Linked DNA regions of Homo sapiens: region 1 is linked to region 2. The links are chromatin loops, found by intact Hi-C in ENCODE. Cell type or tissue: PC-3. All regions are shown on one strand. Each heading gives the region's core, and the rest is flanking DNA. Links, peaks and the distances in the headings are about the cores only.

Evidence for each region. Peaks named below come from ENCODE experiments on the same cell type or tissue, not always from the same donor. Only the 100,000 strongest peaks of a DNase experiment are listed, where the experiment ranks them.
Region 1: a loop joins it to region 2, with 4 times the contacts of the local background. A loop is called at or near these places in 8 of 110 quality-filtered maps.

What each region holds. Positions count from the first base shown.
Region 1 is chr1:15,795,622-15,806,675 of GRCh38, reverse strand. No RefSeq gene overlaps it. Among named protein-coding and RNA genes, the nearest start is that of UQCRHL, 6.5 kb to the left of the region's middle. RefSeq lists enhancers at 2,481-2,982, 6,148-6,442. In PC-3, for the core only: a CTCF peak has its summit at 3,135 (motif pointing left); DNase peaks (open chromatin) are centred at 5,355, 6,305, 7,495, 9,745 and 1 weaker place; H3K4me3 peaks cover 2,284 bases; H3K27ac peaks cover 5,172 bases.
Region 2 is chr1:15,913,282-15,924,335 of GRCh38, reverse strand. It overlaps SPEN (spen family transcriptional repressor), which reads right to left. Exons shown (of 15, transcript NM_015001.3): 6 at 8,057-8,208; 7 at 5,285-5,410; 8 at 4,819-4,932; 9 at 3,353-3,466; 10 at 1,987-2,087. Among named protein-coding and RNA genes, the nearest start is that of ZBTB17, 57 kb to the left of the region's middle. In PC-3, for the core only: no CTCF peak of the experiment used is centred there; a DNase peak (open chromatin) is centred at 4,805; H3K27ac peaks cover 2,736 bases.

The sequences.
Region 1 (11,054 bases), core at 1,837-9,836, 120 kb after region 2:
AATTTTTGTATTTTTAGTAAAGACGGGGTTTCACCATGTTGGCCAGGCTGGTCTCCAACTCCTGACCTCAGGTGACCCGCCTGCCTCAACCTCCCAAATGCTGGGATTACAGGCATGAACCACCTCGCCCAACCGAAGAGAAGTTTCTTAAGATAAAAGGAAATGCAGGCCGGGCTTGATGGCTCATGCCTGTAATCCCAGCACTTTGGGAGTCTAAGGCAGGAGGATCACCTGAGCAACATGAAACCCTGTCTCTACCAAAAATACAAAAAATTAGCTGGGTGCGGTGGCATGTGCCTGTGATCCCAGCTACCCAGGAGGGTGAGGTGGGAGGATCGATTGAGCAGAAATCTCGCTACTGCACTCCAACCTGGGTGACAGAATGAGACCCCGCCTCAATAAATAAATAAATAAATAAAGACCATAAAGGAAAAAAATTGATACATTACCTCCATCAAAATAAATCAAAAGCCATCTTAAAACAGAATCTCAGGCTGGGCACGGTGGCTCATGCCTGTAATCTCAGCACTTTGGGAGTCCGAGGCGGGCAGATCACGAGGTCAGGAGATCGAGACCATCCTGGCTAACACGGTGAAACCCCGTCTCTACTAAAAATACAAAAAATTAGCCGGGTGTGGTGGTGGGTGCCTGTAGTCCCAGCTACTCGGGAGGTTGAGGCAAGAGAATGGCGTGAACGCAGGAGGCGGAGCTTGCAGTGAGCTGAGATTGTGCCACTGCACTCCAGCCTGGGCAACAGAGAGCAAAAAAAAAAAAAAAAGAAAAGAAAAAAGAGGCTCTCAACTCTGGCCGCAGGAGCATCACCTTAAGGGAGTTTTTTTTTGTTGTTGTTTTTGTTTTTTTTTTTGAGACGGAGTTTCGCTCTTGTTGCCCAGGCTGGAGTGTAATGGTGTGATCTTGGCTCACCAAAACCTCCGCCTCCCAGGTTCAAGTGATTCTCCTGCCTCAGCCTCCCAAGTAGCTGGGACTATAGGCATGCACCACCATGCCCGGCTGATTTTGTATTTTTTTTTTAGTAGAGACGGGGTTTCTCCAGGTAGGTCAGGCTGGTCTCGAACTCTTGACCTCAGGTGATCCGCCCACCTCAGCCTCCCAAAGTGCTGGGATTATAGGTGTGAGCTACCACGCCTGTACCCAACTAACTTCTTGTATTTTTTGTAAAGACAGGGTTTCACCATGTTGCCCACGCTGTTCTTAAACTCCTGATCTCAAGCAGTCCACTTATGTTGGCCTCCCAAAGTGCTGGGATTACAGGTGTGAGCCACCACACTGGCATTATGAGCCACCACACTGGCATTATTCTTTAAAAAATATATTATGACCAGGCACTGTGCATAACAAAACAAAGCAAATGCATGTACATACTAAAAAATGGTAGCTGCTGCCACCACACCTGGCCCTTTTTAATTAAGAAAAAAACTTGGCCAGGCGCGGTAGCTCACATCTGCAATTCCAGCACTTTGGGAGGCCGAGGTGAGCGGATCACAAGGTCAGGAGATCGAGACCATCCTGACCAACATGGTGAAACCCCGTCTCTACTAAAAATACAAAAAATTAGCTGGGCGTGGTGGTGTGTGCCTGTAGTCCCAGCTACTCGGGAGGCTGAGGCAGGAAAATCGCTTGAAACCACCGGAAGGCAGAGGTTGCAGTGAGCTGAGATCGCATCACTGCACTCCAGCCTGGGCAACAAGAATGAAACTCCGTCTCAAAAAAAAAAAAAAAGAAAAAACTTTTTCAGTCAGGACCTCACTATGTTCCCCAGGCTGCTGGTCTCGAACTCCTGGCCTCAAACAGTTCTCCCAAAGAACTAATGGTGTGAACCACCACACCTGGCCTCAAACTTTTAAAAAACACAAATGGGGCTGGGTGCGGTGACTCATGCCTGAAATCCCAGCAATTTGGGAGGCCAAGGTGGGCAGATCATTTGAGGTTGGGAGTTTGAGACCAGCCTGGCCAACATGGCAAAACTCCATCTCTACTAAAAATACAAAAATTAGCCAGGTGTGGTGGCACACGCCTGTAATCCTGGCTACTCTGGAGGCTGAGGCAGGAGAATCACTTGAACCTGGGAGGTAGAAGTTGCAGTGAGCCGAGATCACACCACTGCACTCCAGCCTGGGTGACAGAGCAAGACTTCTAAAAAAAAAAAAGCCTGCATACCATTCTGTCACTTGCTTTTTTACTTACTACCTCAAAATGTTGAGGTTCATTCATCCAACAAATATTTAGTTAGCCCTTAAATATGTGCTCAGCAGCTAGGGACCCAGCAGTGCCCTTGCCTTCAAAGGATTTTCATTGCAGTAGAGGGGACACACGATAGACAACAAGCAAGTAGTAATGAAAGACAAGAGGGAGATGACAGGTGACAGACAAGTTAATAGGGCCCAGGCTCAGTGGCTCACGCCTGTTATCCCAACACAATGGGAGGCCGAGGCGGGTGGGTCACCTGAGGTCAGGAGTTCAAGATCAGCCTGGCCAATACCCCATCTCTACTAAAAGTACAAAAATTAGCCAGGCGTAGTGGCGCTTGCCTGTGGTCCCAGCTACTCGGGAGGCTGAGGCAGGAGAATTGATTAGACCCAGGAGGCGGTGAGGTTGCAGTGAGCCGAGATCGAGCCACTGCACTCCAGCCTGGGTGACAGAGTGAGACTTCATCTCAAAAAAAAAAGGAAAAGTTAATAGGAAGGCAGCCTATATGGTCTGGTGTCGTCTTTTAGCAATTCCGTGAAGTACAATGGAGTTTCCAGGTTTTCTCTGTGACAAAGGGATGCTGCTTTGTCACTTTTTTTTCTTTCGAGGCAGGGTCTTACCCTGTAGCCCAGACTGGAGAGCAGTGATGCGATCACAGCTCACTGCAGCCTCGAACTCTTAGGCTCAGGGGATCCTCCCACCTACTGAGTAGCTGAGACCACAGGTACATGCCACTGTACCTGGCTAATTTTTGTTTTTTGTAGAGACAGAGTCTCACTGATGTTGCCTAGGCTGGTCTGGAACTCCTGGGCTCAAATAATCCTCCCGCCTTGGTCACCCAAAATGTTGGGATTACAGGCGTGAGCCACGGTGCCCAGCTGAGCCTTGATATTTAAATAGTGGTCTGGGGACCAGCAACACTGACATCTGCTGGGAGGTTGTTAGAATTGTAGAATTTCAGGTCCCACCTCAGACCTATTGATTATTTCCATATTAACAAGATTCACAGGTGATTTGTATGCACATTTCAGTTTGAGAAGGACTGGTTTAGAATGGAAGATAAAAAATGGCAGATAAGGCTGGGCACGGTGGCTCATGCCTGTAATCCTAGCACTTTGGGAGGCCAAGGCGGGAGGATCACAAGGTCAGGAGTTCAAGACCAGCCTGGCCAACATGGAGAAACCCCATCTCTACTAAAAAAAAAGAAAAAAAGAAAAAATTAGCCGGGCGCAGTGGTGGAAGCGTGTAATCCCAGCTACTTGGGAGGCTGAGGCAGGAAAATTGCTGGAACCCAGGAGGCAGAGGTTGCAGTGAGCCGAGATCGTGCCAATGCACTCCAACCTAGGCAACAAGAGCAAGACTCCGTCTCAAAAAAAAAAAAAGACAGATAAGGTGTTAAATACCTTCAGTTCAATTAGGGATTGATGAGAGATGGTGTGACCTAAAACATTGTTCTGGGTTGAATTTGGCCTTGTTGCCTGGACTGTCAATATTGTGGTGTTTATCCTCTTAGGGAAGAGAACTCCAAAGACCAGGTCATCTCCTTAATTTGCTTCTCTCACCAGGTGTGGGAATCCAGATTGCCCCAAAATCTTGAGCTGTTAAGGCTGGGAAGAGCCTGAGATGCCATCAGTTCAGCTCAATCCCTAGCTGCTGCCCTGCTCACTTCTGCCAACCCCCGTCTCACAGGCGAGGCTCTGGGAAGGGCAGTGGTTTGCTCAAACCACAAATCAGCCCAGGGCTGGCCACAGTCCTGGGTCCCAGCCAGTAGTTATCTTTTCTCTAAGTTTTGGTCCATTATTTTTCTATCTCATGGATTTATCCTAACTTTTTAGAAAAATGAATTTTAAAAACATATATGGGTTCATATTAGAAAAGTATCATTGTAGCAGGATGAGCCTCAGACAAGAACCCCTCAGAAACCGAGTTGTAGAAGGAAAGGGCTTTATTCAGCTGGGAGCATCGGTGGATTCACGTCTCCAAAAGCCGAGCTCCCCGAGTGAGCAATTCCTGTCCCTTTTAAGGGCTTACAACTCTAAGGCGGTCCGCGTGAGAGGGTCGTGATCGATTGAGTAAGCAGAGGGTACGTGACTGGGGGCTGCATGCACTGGTAATCAGAACGGAAAGGAAGAGGACAGGGATTTTCACGACGCTTTTCCATACAATGTCTGAAATCTATAGATAACAGAAGAGTTAGGTCGGGGTTGATTTTTAACTCCAGGCCCAGGGTGCAGTGCTGGGCTATCTGCCTGTGGATTCCATTTCTGCCTTTTAGTTTTTACTACTTCTTTCTTTGGATTCAGAAATTGGGCATAAGACAATATGAGGGGTGGTCTCCTCCCTTATCATGTGCTTACTGTAAAAAAATCAGAGTTGGGCACAGTGGCTCACACCTGTAATCCCAGCACTTTGGGAGGCTGAGGCGGGAGAATCACTTGAGCCCAGGAGTGCAAGACCAGCCTGAGCAACACAGTGAGTCCCTATCTCTACAGAAAAAAAAAGAAAAATCAAAAGTTATCCAGGCAAGATGGTGTGCGCCTATGGTCCAGCCTACTCAAGAGGCTGAGGCTGGAGGATGGCTTGAGCCCAGAAGGTCAAGGCTGCAGTGAGCCATGATCGCACCATTGCACTCCAGCCTGTGTGACAGAACGAGACCCTGTCTCAAAAAAAAGAAAGCTTTAAAAGGGTGAATTTTGTATGTGTGATTCATATCTCAGTAAAGCTGTTATTAAAAAAAATAAATAAATAAAAGCAGGCCGCCGGGCATAGTGGCTCACACCTGTAATCCCAGCACTTTGGGAGGCTGAGGTGGGCAGATTACCTGAGGTCAGGAGTTTGAGACCAACCTGGCCAACATGATGAAGCCCCGTATTTACTAAAAATACAAAAATTAGTGGGAATAGTGGTGGGTGCCTGTAATCACAGCTACTCAGGAGGCTGAGGCAGGAGAATCGCTTGAACCTGGGAGGCAGAAGTTGCAGTGGGCCAAGATTGCCCCACTGCACTCCAGCCTGGGCAATAGAGTGAGACTCCATCTCAGAAAAAAAAAAAAAAAAGCTAGAGAGAAGAAAGTAAAATATCCTTTGAGTCACCCAACCCCAGACTGCAAGTAGCCACTCATTCATTCCACAAATACTCTCTGAGGGCCTGTTCTATGCAGGCTATGTGCCAAGGGTTTACACCCTAGGAGCAGTGCCACCCCAGTATCTGTCCCCCGTGACCAGTGACTGCCCCTCCTCTATAATATCTATTGACTGACCTCTCTGACCTCACCTCATTTCTTTCCTCCAGTGCCCCGGCTCCAGCAGTCCATGGATCCTGCCCCCTTTGCATGTCCCTCAGCCTGCCTGCCCTCCGTGTCCTTCCTGCCCAGCCTACAATTCATGGTCAGGCCCCACCCCCACCCCCTCCTGCGGTCCTGACAAAACCCCAACACTGGTCAGTCCCACTGCTCCACCTCCACCGCATCTCACCTGCACTTGCGCAGCTCAATGTCACACCACCTTGCCAGCTGCTTCCCTTTCAACTCATGACACAAAACCCAAGAGGGCCCTTAGTGGATGTCAGGATCAGTCACTGTCCCCATGACCCTTGCACCCCTCTTTTCTCCTCTCTATAAAATAAGGGTGATAATATTTCTGTCTCCCGGGGCTGTTGGCAGCATCAGTAGTAGGTCCTTGCTCGGGGGCAGCTACTGGGGTTAGTTCCTCTGGTGCTCAGTCCAAGAGTTCCCTGGTGTCTTGGTGTCCGCGGAGTCCCACCCTGCGGTCATTTATTTTGTTCCGCTGGTTGGGCAGGCCTGGGCTCTCTGCCAGATCTGATCATCCTCCCAGAGACAGGAGGGAACGGAATGTGGCACCAGGCAGTAAGACGCATGGCTGAGCTCAGCAGGAGAGGGAAGCTTCCAACTTCCTGCAGCGAATGTCCTAGGTGATAGGTCAAGTCTGACCCCGCCAGTGAGGCCAACATGGAAACTTACTAGGGCCTCGAAAAGGTGTGTGTGGGAGTTCAGAGAGGAGTGGAGACAGCCGGCCTCCCAATCTGGACCCACAGGGCAGGGCAGGGAGAGGAGATGGCCCCGCCTCCAGGAATCCAGGCTGCACCTCCCTCCAGGGAACTCAGATCAAAGCCAGGAGGAAGGAGGAGTGTGAACTTTGCACCCAGTGACTCACTGCATCCCCCTAGGGCAAGTGCTCTCACCCGTGCAGAATCCTGCCCTCCTTGCCACTGACGGGACCATCCGCACTGGGTCAGCCTATGAGCAACACTGACCTGATTCACCTGCACGCCTTCATTCCCCCACCTTCATCCTCCTCCTCGCAGAGGTGATCAGATGTTTGCAGGTGCCTGCCTGTGTTTACAAGTAGGTCTTGGAAGATAAGAGAGGCGGTGGGAGGGGTGGGAAAGCCCTGTTCTGGCAGTCAGGACACCCAGGGCTTGGCCACTAACCAGCTGTGTGAGCTCGGCCGGTCTCACACCCTCTCTGGGCCCGGCCACCACCTCTGTGGTTATGGGCAGTTGGACTCTATGGCAAGTTCATCTGCCCTACCGGCTTGGGGTTCTACCGGCTTGGGGTTCTACTGGCTTGGGGTTCTTCCTTCTCACCGTTGCCCCCCTGGGAAAAAGCCCCAATCCTGGCACAGAGTCTAGGAAGCCTTGCTGCTTTGGTTCCTGCCTGAGTCTGGCCCTCATCCTGCACTTCCCACATGCTCAGCCACATTCAGCTGTGCCCAGCTCAGAGAGCAAGCGCCTGGATAGCTCTTGTTCCAGAGCCTCGCCTGGCTGACCCCTGCACACCCTTTAGGCCCAGCTCTGACATCACTTTCTCCATGGCCTGCCCTCCTGGACTCCTGGCTGTGCCTCCCCAGCACGGACTGTTCTCTTTTCTCCTTTTTCCATTAAACTGAGCTCTGTGCCAAGGGCAGTGACTGGCAGATGGGAGGGGTCAATGAGTATTTTATTAAAGAGTGAGTGAATGAATGAACAAATGAATGAATGAAGCGGGATCTCTAGGCACACTGGAGTGGAGCCACTGTTTGCTTTCTGCCCGTGGGACTTGATTTGAAGCCATCTCAGGGTGGGCCATTGGGAGTTCTACCTTGCCAAGGAGGGGTTGCTGGTCAGAGGGGTGCTGGAAGCGGGGGGGTTGCTGGGGGAAAGGGTGCAGATTTGCAAGGGAGGTTCTGGCTGAGCTCCCTGCATGCCACAGCCCGTCTGAGCAGTCTTGGGAAACCCCAAGCTGCCAGGCCCATGACTCACAGGCCCCAGAGAGCATTCTTAACCCTCCCTGACCCCCCATGTGCCTTCTGATTGGGCCCTCAGGGTGACCCCTCATGGGTTTCTCTCCTGCTTCAGCCAGCCCCTCCCTGTGGTCTGAAGTTTGGGATCCTGCTAACTGTAAAGGACCAGTTCAGGATTCCTGGGTCGTATTGTGTTTTTTGTTTGTTTGTTTGTTTTTGAGATGGAGTTTTGCTCTTGTTGCCCAGGCTGGAGTGCAGTGGCATGATCTCAGCTCACTGCAACCTCCACCTCCTGGTTTCAAGCGATTTTCCTGCCTCAGCCTCCCGAGTAGCTGGGATTACAGGCATGAGCCACCATGCCCGGCTAATTTTGTATTTTTAGTAGAGACGGGATTTCTCCATGTTGGTCAGGCTGGTCTCGAACTCCTGACCTCAGGTGATCTGCCCGCCTCGGCCTCCCAAAGTGCTGGGATTACAGGCATGAGCCACCACGGCAGGCCATAATTTTTTTTTTTTTTTTTTTTTTTGGAGACGGAGTTTCGCTTTTGTTGCACAGGCTGTAGTGCAATGGCGCAATCTCGGCTCACTGCAACCTCCGCCTCCTGGGTTCAAGCGATTCTCCTGCCTCAGCCTCCCGACTAGCTGGGATTACAGGCATGTGCCACCACCCCGGCTAATTTTGTATTTTTAGTAGAGATGGGGTTTCTCCACGTTGGTCAGGCTGGTCTTGAACTCCCAACCTCAGGTGATCCGCCTGCCTCGGCCTCCTAAAGTGCTGGGATTACAGGCATGAGCCACCGCTCCTGGCCTAATTTTTTGTATTTTTAGTAGAGATGGGGTTTTACCATGTTGGCCAGGCTGGTCTCAAACTCCAGACCTTAGGTGATCCACCTGCCTCGGCCTCCCAAGGTGCTGGGATTACAGGCGTGAGCCACCGTGCCCGGCCCGTATTGTGTTTTCCTGAGGAATCCTTGCGTGTTTATGGATTCCTCAGGAATCCATAACCCAGAGAGGGTGTGAGACCGGCCGAGCTCACACAGCTGGTTAGTGGCCAAGCCCTGGGTGTCCTGACTGCCAGAACAGGGCTTTCCCACCCCTCCCACTGCCTCTCTTATCTTCCAAGACCTACTTGTAAACACAAGCAGGCACCTGCAAACATCTGATCACCTCTGCGAGGAGGAGGATGAAGGTGGGAAGGAAAAAAATTACCACTCACACTGGGTGAAGGTCACTCTGATCTTCTGAGACCCCTCACCATCCTCTTCCTACTTGGCACTTGTCTCCCACATGCTATAGATATTGGGTCAGGTCCCCCACTCCTCTTCTCTTGCCATCTTCTCAGTCAGTAGGCCCCTCCCCCTTGTCCAGACATGACTACCCTCTCAGCCCGACTTTCCTGTTGGCAGAAGAGTGTGTGATGGCCTCCTCTCACCCCCTTGTTCTTACGTCATCAGTGAGAGGCAGGGCATCCAGGAGCTCAGGCTCAAAGACTTTCCCCTTTATCCCGTTAGTTTGTTAGATAAGAAACTTTTGATTTCAAAATAACTTTAGATTTATTGAGGCTGGGCATGGAGGCTCACGCCTGTAATCCCAGCATTTTGGGAGGCCGAGGTGGGCAGATCACGAGGTCAGGAGATCGAGACCATCCTGACCAACATGGTGAAACCCAGTCTCTACTAAAATACAAAAAATTAGCCAGGCGTGGTGGTGTGTGCCTGTAGTCCCAGCTACTTGGGAGGCTGAGGCAGGGGAATTGCTTGAACCTGGGAGGCAGAGGTTGCAGTGAGCCAAGATCGCTCTACTGCACTCCAGCCTGGTGACAGAGCAAGACTCCGTCTTAAAAAAAAAAAAAAAAAACAGCCGGGTGCGGTGGCTCACGCCTGTAATCCCAGCACTTTGGGAGGCCGAGGCAGGCAGTTCACGAGGTCAGGAGATCGAGACCTTCCTGGCTAACACGGTGAAACCTCATCTCTTCTAAAAATACAAAACATTAGCCGGGCGTCGTGGCGGGCACCTGTAGTCCCAGCTACTCAGGAGGCTGAGGCAGGAGAATGGCGTGAACCCGGGAGTCAGAGCTTGCAGTGAGCCAAGATCGCGCCACTGCACTCCAACCTGGGTGACAGAGCGAGACACTGTCTCAGAAAAAAAAAAAAAAAAATCTCACGCAACTATGGCACATTTGTCCAAACTAGGAAACTGACATTGGTACAACATGACTCACCAAACTCCAGACTTTACTGGGATTTCACCAGATTTTCCACTAATGTCCTTTCTTCCTTTCCAGAATCCATCCCAGGAAACCACATGACATTTGGTCATCTGCCATTGCATTCCTTTACGTGTATGATCAAGGTAATAATTCTCTTTGTTTTGTAGGTGAGGAAAAAAGCAATTCAGTGGCCAAGGGATTGCCCTGTCTCATCTAGGAGGCTAAGGCAGTGGAATAAAGGGTTTAGGACTTGGCTAAATATAGAGCTGGAATCTATGTGGTGTGACCTTGAGCCTTCGTCTCCCTGTGTGAACGATGGGATCATAGATCATTCCTTCCTTCCAGGCAGCAGTGGGAACTAAATGAGATAATACATATGGGCATATGCATGCCCACGAAATGGTAGCTGCTGCTGTTGTTATTACTGTCAGTATCCTCATCAAGGAGTCTCGATCCCAGGCAGGCTGCCTAACTCCTGAAACCTAGCTTCCTGTTCAGCGTAGTCAATCATCCCACCTCTCCAGCCTCACCCCAGACAAGACAGACAAGAGCTCAGGAAATAAATGTCAGTTTTTGACACCCTTCCTCACCCTCAAAACTTAAAGACATTGTGTCTCAAGGTCAAATAGCTGGCTAGGAGCTTAACCAGAGAGAGAGTCTAGTTTTTTTTTTGTTTTTTGTTTTTTGTTTTTTTTTGTAGAGATGGGGTCTCACTCTATTGCCCAGGCTGAAATAGAACTCCTGGGCTCAAGTGATCCTCCTGCCTCGGCTCCCAAATTGCTGGGATTATAGACATGAGCCACTTCACCCAGCCCGAGAATCTAGGTCTTGCTAAGACCTTATCCCATCCACTGGGCAGAACCCCTCCCTCCTGTCTTCCTCCTCCCCTCCCCTCCCTTCCCATTCAGAGACCACTCTGGGGAACAGAGGCCACCGGCCAGCTGCTCTTAATTCCACCTCATGGGATGCCCTGCAAGGGACCCCACCACCTCCTCTGGCCTAAAGGAGCTGTCATAAACACCTGATGAAGGAAGCGTTGCAAGGTCATTTTCATTTTCAAAAGAAGGTAAAATCATGACTCCCACACAGATAGAAAATGAATAGGTATTAGCCATTTTATTTAACTCATAAGGGAGCCAGGTGATGTTATAACCAGCTCAAAAGGGCAGCTAAGGGCCGGGCACAGTGGCTCACGCCTGTAATCCCAGCACTTTGGGAGGCCGAGGCAGGTGGATTGCCTGAGGTCAGGAGTTCAAGACCAGTCTGGCCAACATGGTGAAACCCCGTCTCTACTAAAAATACAAAAATTAGCTGGGCATCATGGCATATGCCTGTAATCCCAGCTACTTGGGAGGCTGAGGCAGGAGAATCGCTTAAACCCAGGAGGCGGAGCTTGC
Region 2 (11,054 bases), core at 920-8,919:
TGCAAGTAGGCCTCCGGGACACTTTCCACTCACATATAGATAAGAATTCCTTGTAAGCATTTACTGTATTAACAATGACTTCAAACTGCTACTTGGGAAGCCAGGATAGAGAATTTTTTTCTCTCTTGACATGAGACACACACATTCTCCTGCATGTGGCCACATAATTTTACGCTCACTTTCACTCTCTTACACTCACACAACTGAGAAAACAGTCTATCGAGCCTGACTTTCTAGCTAAAGGAGTATTGATCTTTGAAGCTTTGTGATTTGGATTCTGATCTGGTGAGAAACCATCAAAACCTGACAAGTTTGAGCTTTTGAGAATTTGGCCGTAGGGAGCATTTTTCATTTAAAAACACCAGGTAGGCCGGGTGCGGTGGCTCACGCCTGTAATCCCAGCACTTTGAGAGGCCAAGGCGGGCGGATCACGAGGTCAGGAGTTCAAGACCAGCCTGACCAATATGGTGAAACCCCGTCTCTACTAAAAATACAAAAATTAGCCGGGCATGGTGGCATGCGCCTGTAGTCCCAGCTACTCGGGAGGCTGAGGCAGGAGAATCGCTTGAACCAGCAAGGCAGAGGTTGCAGTAAGCCAATATCGCATCACTGCACTCTAGCCTAGACCACAGAGCAAGACTTCATCTCAAAAAAAAAAAAAAGCACAAAGTATTCAACGACTGTTGTACAATATTCCACTAAGAAATTAATATATATTAATACTTGCTATCATTTAAACAAAAATGAATTGGCAAGAAGAGGCAGTAGAAAGGGAATGCATTCAACAGGGCTTGTGGCAGCACAACCCTGACTTGGCTCATCTTGCCATGGAGCCCTTTTCATACTTTGAACTCAAGTGTCTAAAGGCGTTTTTCACACAAACCTTTTGTCTAACACATATAGGGGTGGAGACCTAGTGGGAACATTCCAGGAAACTTAATCAGAGGTATGTCTGGAAAAACAGCTTGATAATATGGACCAAATTTCCATTTTCAAAAGTAATCAGCTATTGAAGAATCTGGTGGCATTATCTTAAGATGTTTTACTATATTTCGGTCTGTTCAGCAGAAAAAATATTAAATACTACATAACCATGACTGAAAGTATTAACAAGAGGAAATCAGGTTTGCCCTGCACATTGCCAAAGTTGCCAGTTTACATATGCTTTGGCTTATTGATTCACTTTGACTATTTAAGAGATTCAACTTTAAAATAAAGCTCTTGATATTCTTTTGGAAGTTTTTATTTATTTATTTATTTTTTAAGTTAAATGTATGAGCACATACAACCTGGTTGTTGTCATTACTAAATATGTAGCCATTTAAAAGTTTATAATGCACTCTAACATATATTAATACATTTACTTTAAGAAGTAACTGTAAGCAAGATGATTTGTATTTATGATTAATGGTACATAAAGCAGACCAGGTGTGGTGGCTCACACCTGTAATCCCAGCGCTTTGGGAGGCCAAAGCGGGCAGAATGCTTGAGCCCAGGAGTTCAAGACCAGCCTAGACAACATGGAGAAAACCCATCTTTACAAAAATTACTCCAGCGTGGTGGCAAGTGTCTGTAGTCCCAGCTAATCAAGAAGATGATGTGTGAGGATCACTTGAGCCTATAAGGCAGAGACTGCAGTGAGCCATGATCATGCCACTGCACTCCAGTCTGGGTGACAGAGTGAGACCCTGTCTCAAAAAAAAAAGTACATAAAGTTATCACCTGGCAAAACAGTAACTCTTTCAAGTTCTAGGAGCATTCAGTGAGAAATCCAGACAGGTTGCTCCAAACCCATAGGAATTACCTGGAAACTAGATTCAAAAAAATAAACCTGTGTTTCCATATGAAGTGATAAAAGAGAAGCATTCTCTATTCTAGAAGATGAAAGTAGGGGTAAAGAGTGAAAAATAAAATTTAATGCCATCTTAAGTTTCTGTATTAAAACTATTAAAACTCAAGCTACACTGGTAAGTTTAAAATACATACCTTCTTTCGGCTAACATTTCATAAAAGTCTCTGATGTCTTGACCAGATTTCTCCATGCAGTGATAAAAAGCCAGCTGACTTTCCCGATTTGCAAAATCCACCTTTAAAAAAAAAAAGAGGTGTTTGATGCAAGTTTCAAATTTTAATGATGGAAAAATGTTATCAGATTTGTAAATTCTTCACAACATAGCCCTTCTGAGAAAATTTCAGGAAACAGCAATGTATCTCAAGTAAAACAGTCCTCATCACTGAAACTATATTAACCTGAAATCTCTCAAATTCTGTATAAACCGTGATAAAAGAATGAAATTTATAAAGTTTCAAACCCAATTGTGAAGGAGTGAAAAAAGCAAAATGGAAAACTGAAATGGCAATTAAGTAATCAGATCAACTAAATCCAGCAATCTCTGTTGCCAAAACTACAGTTAGAATATAAAACAAAATATGGATGAACATTTTAAACTTTATTCACAGCTGGGCCTCAAAGTTACTAAAGCATATGATGCTCATCAGCTATCAAATAGCTTATCATCTTATTTTTAAAATACTTTTTTCAACCTAACAATCATAGTTATTTCATAGTTAAGTGCATAAATTCCTTCAAACTACCATGAATACAAGTTTTTAAAAACATACACTGGACATAAAGTTATGCTTTAAGTGGCTACCCACTCTTCAGGAGAGTAGGAAAGGAAAGAAAGACATATCATTCAGGATGCTGGACTGATACTATGAGGCCCTGGGTGTCAGATACCCATAACTGTGGTCAAGCCTGCGATGAGAGTGTCTGTGTGAGCATCAGCACCCGAACACTGAGAAGCACACTTCTTTGAATGAGAAGATTTTTAGGGAAGGATCTGTGGCTAATGGTTTAAAGATGCTGTGCCCACAAGTAGCTGAGCATAAAATTGTAATATTCCCCTTAAACACTAATGATACAGCATACGTGTCTTGTAAACCACTCCCCTGGCTGGCAGCCTACAAAATGCTAGTTATTAACGGGGTGATTTCTTTTTTTTGGAGATGGAGTCTTACTCTGTCACCCAGGCTGGAGTGCAACGGCATGATCTCAGCACACTGCAACCTCCGCCTCCTGGGTTCAAGCAATTCTCCTGCCTCAGCCTCCCAAGTAGCTGGGATTAACAGGCACGCGCCACCAAGCCCGGCTAATTTTTCTTGTATTTTTAGTAGAGACGTGGTTTCACCATGTTCATCAGGCTGGTCTCGAACTCCTGACCTCAGGTGATCCACCTGCCTTGGCCTCCCAAAGTGCTGGGATTACAGGCGTGAGCCACCACGCCCAGCCCAAGAGGGTGAGATTTGAATAGGACTTTGTTTTGCTTCTGTTTAAAGTCATTCTGCACACCTTAATTTTATTCCCACCGATTTTCCTCCCTTTGGTCTCTTTTACAGCTGCTTGTGCATATTCAATTTCATTGTAGAGAACCAGGGCCATGCCTTTTAAGCGGTCAAACACCACCTGTAAAACAAACAAACAAAAAACAAGTAAGAGCCTCATCCACTGGACTTAGTGTCAGTCCCAACAAAATCCTAAGCCACAAGGACACGGATGAGAAAAAATATATTTTTATATATTTTATTCTATTAAAAAAAAAAGTGTGATGCACACTGTAGTGAACACAATAAAATGAAAATGTGCAGGGACTGTTTAGAATCATAGACATTATGGCTTGAGATATTATGCCTTTATTTTGTTCTTCTGTATTTTACTTTGTTTTCCATGTTTACTGACCACTATATTGTATTTCAGTAAAGTATTCGTCTTGTTTTGGCTCAAAACAAAAAAGCAAAACCAACAACAGCAAAAAACACCCTTGAAAGGAAGGAAAAATTAAGAACAACAAAGAATTTCTGTGAACTTTGGCTACAAGTAGCATAACTGTCTTAAGGCTGTGGATTTTTTTATACAGGCAATCTTTAAGATGTGTATTTCTCTAAACAACAAAAGCTACATTTAAAGTATTGTCTGCCAGGCGCAGTGCCTGTAATCTCAGCACTTTAGGAGGCCGAGGCAGGTGGATCACTTGAGGTCAGGAGTTTGAGACCAGCCTGGCCAACATGGCAAAACCCCATCTGTACTAAAAATACAAAACTAGCCAGGCGTGGTGGCACACACCTGTAATCCCAGCTATTCAAGAGGCTGAGGCTAGAGAATCGCTTGAACCTGGGAGGCGGAGGTTGCAGTGAGCTGAGATCCCGCCGCTGCACTCCAGCCTGGGTGACAGAGTGAGACTCTGTCTCAATTAAAAATAAATAAATAAATTTAAAAAAAAAAAAGCATTGTCAAGGGTATACAATATACCTACCACAGAGTAAACATAGTTTTAAGGAACCAAAGCTTTACCTTCACACACTGAATTGGGTCTGGAGACCCTTTTCCTGTTGCTTATGGATGTATTACATAAAAATCATTGGTTAGATGAATATTCTGTTGTGTGAACTTCCCCTCATTTAAAAAAGTCTAATTACATATTTAGTGTAAATGTGAATAACTATATAGTCAGACTATCTAATTTTAATGTAAGATAAAATTATAAAAATCCCTAAGCAACATTTCTATTTCATTCTATTTATACTATGAGAATAGTTTCAAAATTAATCACCTTGGCTAGTTCAAAATAGTTTCTTCAAAATACTCATAACTTAAGGCAACAGATGCAAATGCCCTTATTGACCAAATCTTAGCAAACATAATTTTAATGTGCTCGTTATTAAAGAAATAGGCAATGCTAGCCAACTGAGACTGAAAGGAGAGAATACCAAGACGAGTGAGTCAGAAGTCTGAACCACATACCAAAACCTCCCGCCTACCTTTACCACAGGCCCATATCGGCAGAAATGTCGTGTTAAATACTGATCTGACACATTCGAAGAAAGCCCATCTAGCCACACGCAGTTTGTAGGCATGCTCTTTCCAAAACCCAGCTGAATATAAAAGGCAAAATTTCTATTAGTAAAGTTCACAATTACTATTCAACTACAACAGAATTCTCAGAAAACTGGTTTTCTATAGTAATCTTATCAAATCAACATCTCAAGTGGGAAACATCTGGTTAAAATTAAATAGGAATATACAAAAAAAATCCTGCCTGGCTAATCGAATATTAATCAGATTACAGTATATAATAGGATAGGAATGCAAAGAAGTATATCACTTTTATGGTTATCTGTCTTAGTAGGATCTTAAATAATAAGGCATATGCAAAAAAAAAACCCTTCAAGTCTTAAAAAACAAAGCAAATCATAACAGCACAATAATTTATGCAAATTCATTTACCTTGAGGCGATTATTTCCAAGATATTCCCCATCCATCTTCTTAATAGCTTTACAAACGCTAGCAATATCACAGTATTGCAGAAACGCATACTGAGGAACTCCATTTACTTTCTTAATGTCAATATCCTGAAAAAACCAATGAATACAACTTAGCAATATGCCCAAGAAAATAAATTAGAATGAACCAAGTCCATATAGGGTATTTATTTCTCAAAAAAGTCATGTTCTCAATCATCATTTACTTAGTTAAAAAAACTGTACACCTTAATACAATGGTAAGTTACTAGTTTGCTATAAAACATATAGCATTTATTGTCACAAACCATGAAATCCTTCTCATGTGAAGCTCTCTGCAGAGGAGCAACAGCATTGCAATTCAAAATTCAAAATTTAAAATCCATACTAACAGCATTAAGAGAAACTTAACGATAATAAAGAAAAGGCAGGCTATTTAATGAAATCCTAAGAAATAATTCCCTTCTGCAATATCTAAAATCGTTATTAGGGGCCAGGCCATTTAAAATATGATATCTGGCTGCGCACCGTGGCTCACGCCTGTAATCCTAGCACTTTGGGAGGTGGAGGCGGGCGGATCACTTGAGGTCAGGAGTTCGACACCAGCCTGGCCAACACGGTGAAAACCTGTCTCTACTAAAAATACAAAAATTAGCCAGGCATGGCGGCACATGCCTGTAATCCTAGTTATTCTGAAGGCTGAGGCAAGAGAATCGCTTGAACCCGGGAGGCAGAGGTTGCGGTAAGCCAAGATCGCGCCATTGCGCAGGTGACAAAAGTGAAACTCCGTCTTAAAAATAAATAAATAAAATAAAATATGATATCTGAGAAGATTAATAAATCTTTGTTCTTTAACCTTTAAAATTAAAAGATCAATAAATAAATAAATAAATAACAGATAACTGTCTAAAGACAAAAGAAGCTGGAGCCCAGATAGGTTACTGAATTCCATACCACCCATCTAGGTAGGCAGTAGAACTGCAATTAGAGTATATGCTACTCCCACAAAACCAAAATAATTTGACAAATCAAAATAATTGAAAATGAGGTCATCCATTTCTCCATCAGCAAGGAAGGACATTGGGGTGGGGCTGTCATACCTATCAAGGACAATAACTAACTACCAGGGCTTCCAGTGCTTTGATGAAACCTCAGATGTGTGACTTTCTGGCCAAGAATCTGTAATATCATATTGCTGGAGCATTAATTGGGGGTTGTGGTTCTCTATAAGTTTGCTGTGGCTGAACCAAGAAAGAAGGCATGTGCAGATTTCTACAGAAGTTACGATTCTATGAAAGATTTTGAGGAGATGAGAAAGGCTGATATCTTACAAAATGTTATCTCCCAGCCTGGGCATGGTGGCTCACACATGTAATCCCACCACTTTAGGAGGCCACGGCAGGTAGATCACCTGAGGTCAGGAGTTTAAGACCAGCCTGGCCAACACGGTGAAACCCCGCCTCTACTAAAAAATACAAAATTAGCTGGGCATGGTGGCGGGCGCCTGTAATCCCAGCTACTCAGGAGACTGAGGCAGGAGAATCGCTTGAACCCAGGAGGCGGAGGCTGCAGTGAGCCAAGATCGCACCACTGCACTCCAGCCTGGGTGACAAGAGTGAAACTCTGTCTAAAAAAATAATAATAGTATATCCCAAGATTACAAAGCTGTGACCAAAATATTTTCATTTTTAAACTGACTCTAATTTTAAGTCATAAAGGAACAGAAAACTTCTTGTACCCCTTAATCTAACAATGACTTGCATAATATAAAAAGTGATTCAAATTAAGACTTCCTAATAGAATTAAACTGCTAGCAGACGACATCCATATTCTAGTAATCCCCAAGGTATTTCTGATGTGCACTGTGATCACAAAACAATCATACACTAATTTGCTGCTTCTATTTTTGGAGACAGGGTCTCACTCTGTCACCCACGCTGGAGTACAGTGGCGTGATCTCGGCTCACCGCAGCCTCTGCTTCCTGGGCTCAAGTGGTTCTCCAGCCTCAGCCGCCTGAGTAGCTGGGACTACTGGAGCAAGCCACCAACGCCCAGCTAATTTTTGTATTTTTATAGAGACAGGGTTTCACCATGTTGCCCAGGCTGGGCTTAAACTTCTGAGCTCAAAGTGATCTGCCCACCTCACCCTCCCAAAGTGCTGAGATTATAGGTGTGAGCCACCATGCTCAGCCTGCTGCTTCATTTTTACAAACATTTTTCTCTTCCAGATTTTCCTTTCAATCCACAGGACTAGAGATGGCATTAAAACAGAACCCAATGAACAAAGAAAGATAAAAATGGGTAAGAGCCAGCCTGGGCAACATGGCAAAACACCACCTCTACAAAAAACACAAGAGTTAGCTGGGCGTGGTGGGACATGTCTGCAGTCCCAGCTACTCAGGAGACTGAGAGATGGGAGGATCACTTGAGCCCAGGAGGTTGAGGCTGCAGTGAGTCGTGATCATGACACTGCACTCCAGGCTCGGAGACAGAGTGATACTCTGTCTCAAAAAAAAAAAAAAAAAAGAGGTAAGAAAATATATATGTGTAAACAAAGGACATATATTACATTTTTACACACGTATATAGAACCATACCCAATGGGATTCTCTGGATTATCTTTTAGCAAGAGCTAAAAGCACACAACAATGTTCATTCATTACACCATTAAATATCACCTTTCCAAATATAATCTGTACTATGCTTTATGTGTTATGACAAAGACCTAAAATTGTTTACATAGTAAAAGCAACATACCACAATTTCTCCAAAGCGCTGGAAGATGTTGCGAAGGTCATGGTAAGTAGTGGTTTTTTCAAGGTTGCCAATAAAGAGAGTTCTTGTTGCTTTGGGGTGAAATTCATCTATCCTTTCATCCAAGGGGCGAAATTCATTTTCACTTTCTGTTTCTGTAAGTGGAATGGGGGCCGAGTAAAAAGAGAAGACAGTATTTTAATGCATATTTATATATCATGGAAAAATCTACATTTAAAAAACAAAATGTCTGAAATAATGGGCTTGAATACTCACATAAACTGAAATATCATAAACACCTTCAGAAATAGCCACCCCTTATTAACTCTAAAGCAAAAAAGGAATACAAAGGCTAAATAAACGTTTCAAAAAAAAATTAAGGCTAAAGTAACACTTTGTTTAACCTTTAAAATTAAAAATAAACTGATTTAAATCTGCTAAATTAGCTGGGAAGGGTGGCTCATGCCTGTAATTCCAGCACTTTAAGATGTCAAGGTGGGAGGATCGCTGGAGCCCCAGAGTTTGAGACTAGCCTGGGCAACATGTTGAAACCCCATCTCTACCAAAAAAAATACAAAAAATTAGCCAAGTATGGTGGCGCACGCCTGTATTCTCAGCTATTTGGGAAGCGGAGGTGGGAGAATAGCATGAGAATGGGAAGTTGAGGCTGCAGTGAACTGTGATCACGCCACTGCACTCCAGGCTGGGTGATGGCAGTGAGAGAACCTGTCTCAAAAATAAAATAGAAAAAATAAAATAGATAGATATCTTTGCTAAGGTGATCTGTTGTTTTTGGGACAGAGTCTCGCTCTGCCACCCAGACTGGAGTGTACTGGCAGGATCATGGCTCACTGGAGCCTCAACCTCCCAGGCTCAAGCAATCCTCCAACCTCAGCCTCCTAAGTAGCTGGGACCACCAGTGCATGCCACCATGCCTAGCTAGTTTTTCCACCCCCCCAGCCTGTTGCCCAGGCTGGTCTCTGGGCTCAAGCAATCCTCCTGCCTCAGCCTCCCAAAGTGCTGGGATGACAGGCGTGAGCCACTGCACTTGGCCTGATTTGTTTTAAAAATAATCACTGACACAGAAATAGATTTTAAACCCCAGCAAAAATGGTAATTAATTATTTGAGCCTAATCCTAGTTTCCAAAATTACGTAGCAGGCTCTCAATTTGGCGTATAAAACTATACTCTGAAATAGACATAAAAACTCAGCTGAAAATAGTCCACCTTCATTGTTTAATTTCATTTACTTTTCAACATTTTATAAGATATTTAGCATTTCGCCCCTCTCATACTAACACAATAAATCAACTGTCTAAATACGGAAATTTTAGATATAAGAGTAACTATGAAAACAGATTAAAGCAATATGTTTTAAATTATCTTTTGATATTGCATGGTCCCCAGTGACAAACAGAAATGATTGTTACGGCTTCTTCTTCTTCTTTTTTTTCTTTGAGATGGAGTTTCACTCTTGTCACCCAGGCTGGAGTGCAGCGGAGCAATCTCGGCTCACTGCAACCTCTGCCTCCTGGGTTCAAGCAATTCTCCTGCCTCAGCCTCCCAAGTGGCTGGGATTACAGGTGCCCGCCATCATGCCTGGCCAAATTTTTGTATTTTTAGTAGAGACGGGGTTTCGCCATGTTGGGCAGGCTACTCTCGAACTCCTGACCTCAGGTGATCCGCCCGCCTCAACCTCCCAAAGTGCTGAGATTACAGGTGTGAGCCACGACGTCCAGCCTCTATTTTTTATGGTCAAAAGCAATGGCTTAATTTCTAATTTATCATAGCCTTTCTCTGAAGCTCCATTTATAAACTTGGTCTAGGGCAGGAACGCTCAAGGTTTTGTTGATAACAATTATAGGAAACTACTGTGTGTTCTTTTTTCTTAATGTAAAACAAAGCCATCCAAAAAATTAATATTTAATCAACTTTACTGAAATGAAGCATTTAGAGCCAGCCATTGAACATTACTGATAATGTCAACAACACTGGTATTTTTAAAAACTCAATTTCAGGGACCTTGAGTTAAGTCAGAATACATCTCACTTCTGAGTCCAGACTGATGGCTCCAATGGTAGCTCAACTAATGTTACCCCTTTCGATCAATCAGACTATGATGTACTTTCACATGAAACTCAGGTGGACTCAGAAACTACCCAGGACTCATAATAGCTGTCTCCATATATTCTGCATATCTCAAAGGAACATATCTCATTTTAAGCTCAATTTGGTCTTAATTTAAATGTGCACAGACATTTAATAATATTTCAAAAAATTCAGATAGAATATTGAGGTTTGTGCTCCGAAAGGCAGAAACACAAGAAGAAAGCATGATTTGCAACTATTAAAATCTGTAACGGCTTCATTCCCACCAAATGGCCTGCCTGGTGCATTTTCTTTCTTTCTTTTTTTCTCCCCCTTGGAGACAGGGTCTTGCTCTGTTGCCCAGGCTGGAGTGCAGTGGTGGGATCATAGCTTACTGCAGCCTCAAACTCCTGGGCTTAAGCAATCCTCCCACCTCAGCCTGGCTACCTGGCTGATTTTTTATTTTTTGTAGAGATGGGGTCTCCCTTTGTTGCCCAGGCACATCTCAAACTCCTGGGCTCAAGCGATCCTCCTGCCTCAGCCTCCCAAACTGTTTACAGGCATGAGCTTGGTCAGGCATGGTGGCTCATGCCTATAATCCTAGCACTTTGGGAGGCCAAGGCAGGAGGATCGCTTGAGCCCAGGAGGTCGAGGTTTTGGTGAGCCATGATTATGACACTACACTCTAGCCTGGGTGGCAACAGAGTGAGACCCTGTCTCCAATCAATCAATCAATCAATCAAGGTGTGAGCCACCACGCTCAGCAGTAAATTTTCAAGATCGGAAATTCAGTTAGCAAAAAAAAAAGTTTTCCACGTGTAGTCCACTTAACCTTCACAACCAGTCAAAGTCTTAATGCCTACACACCTTTGGGAAAAAACTTCTTGAACTTGTAATTTCATGTTTAGGGGA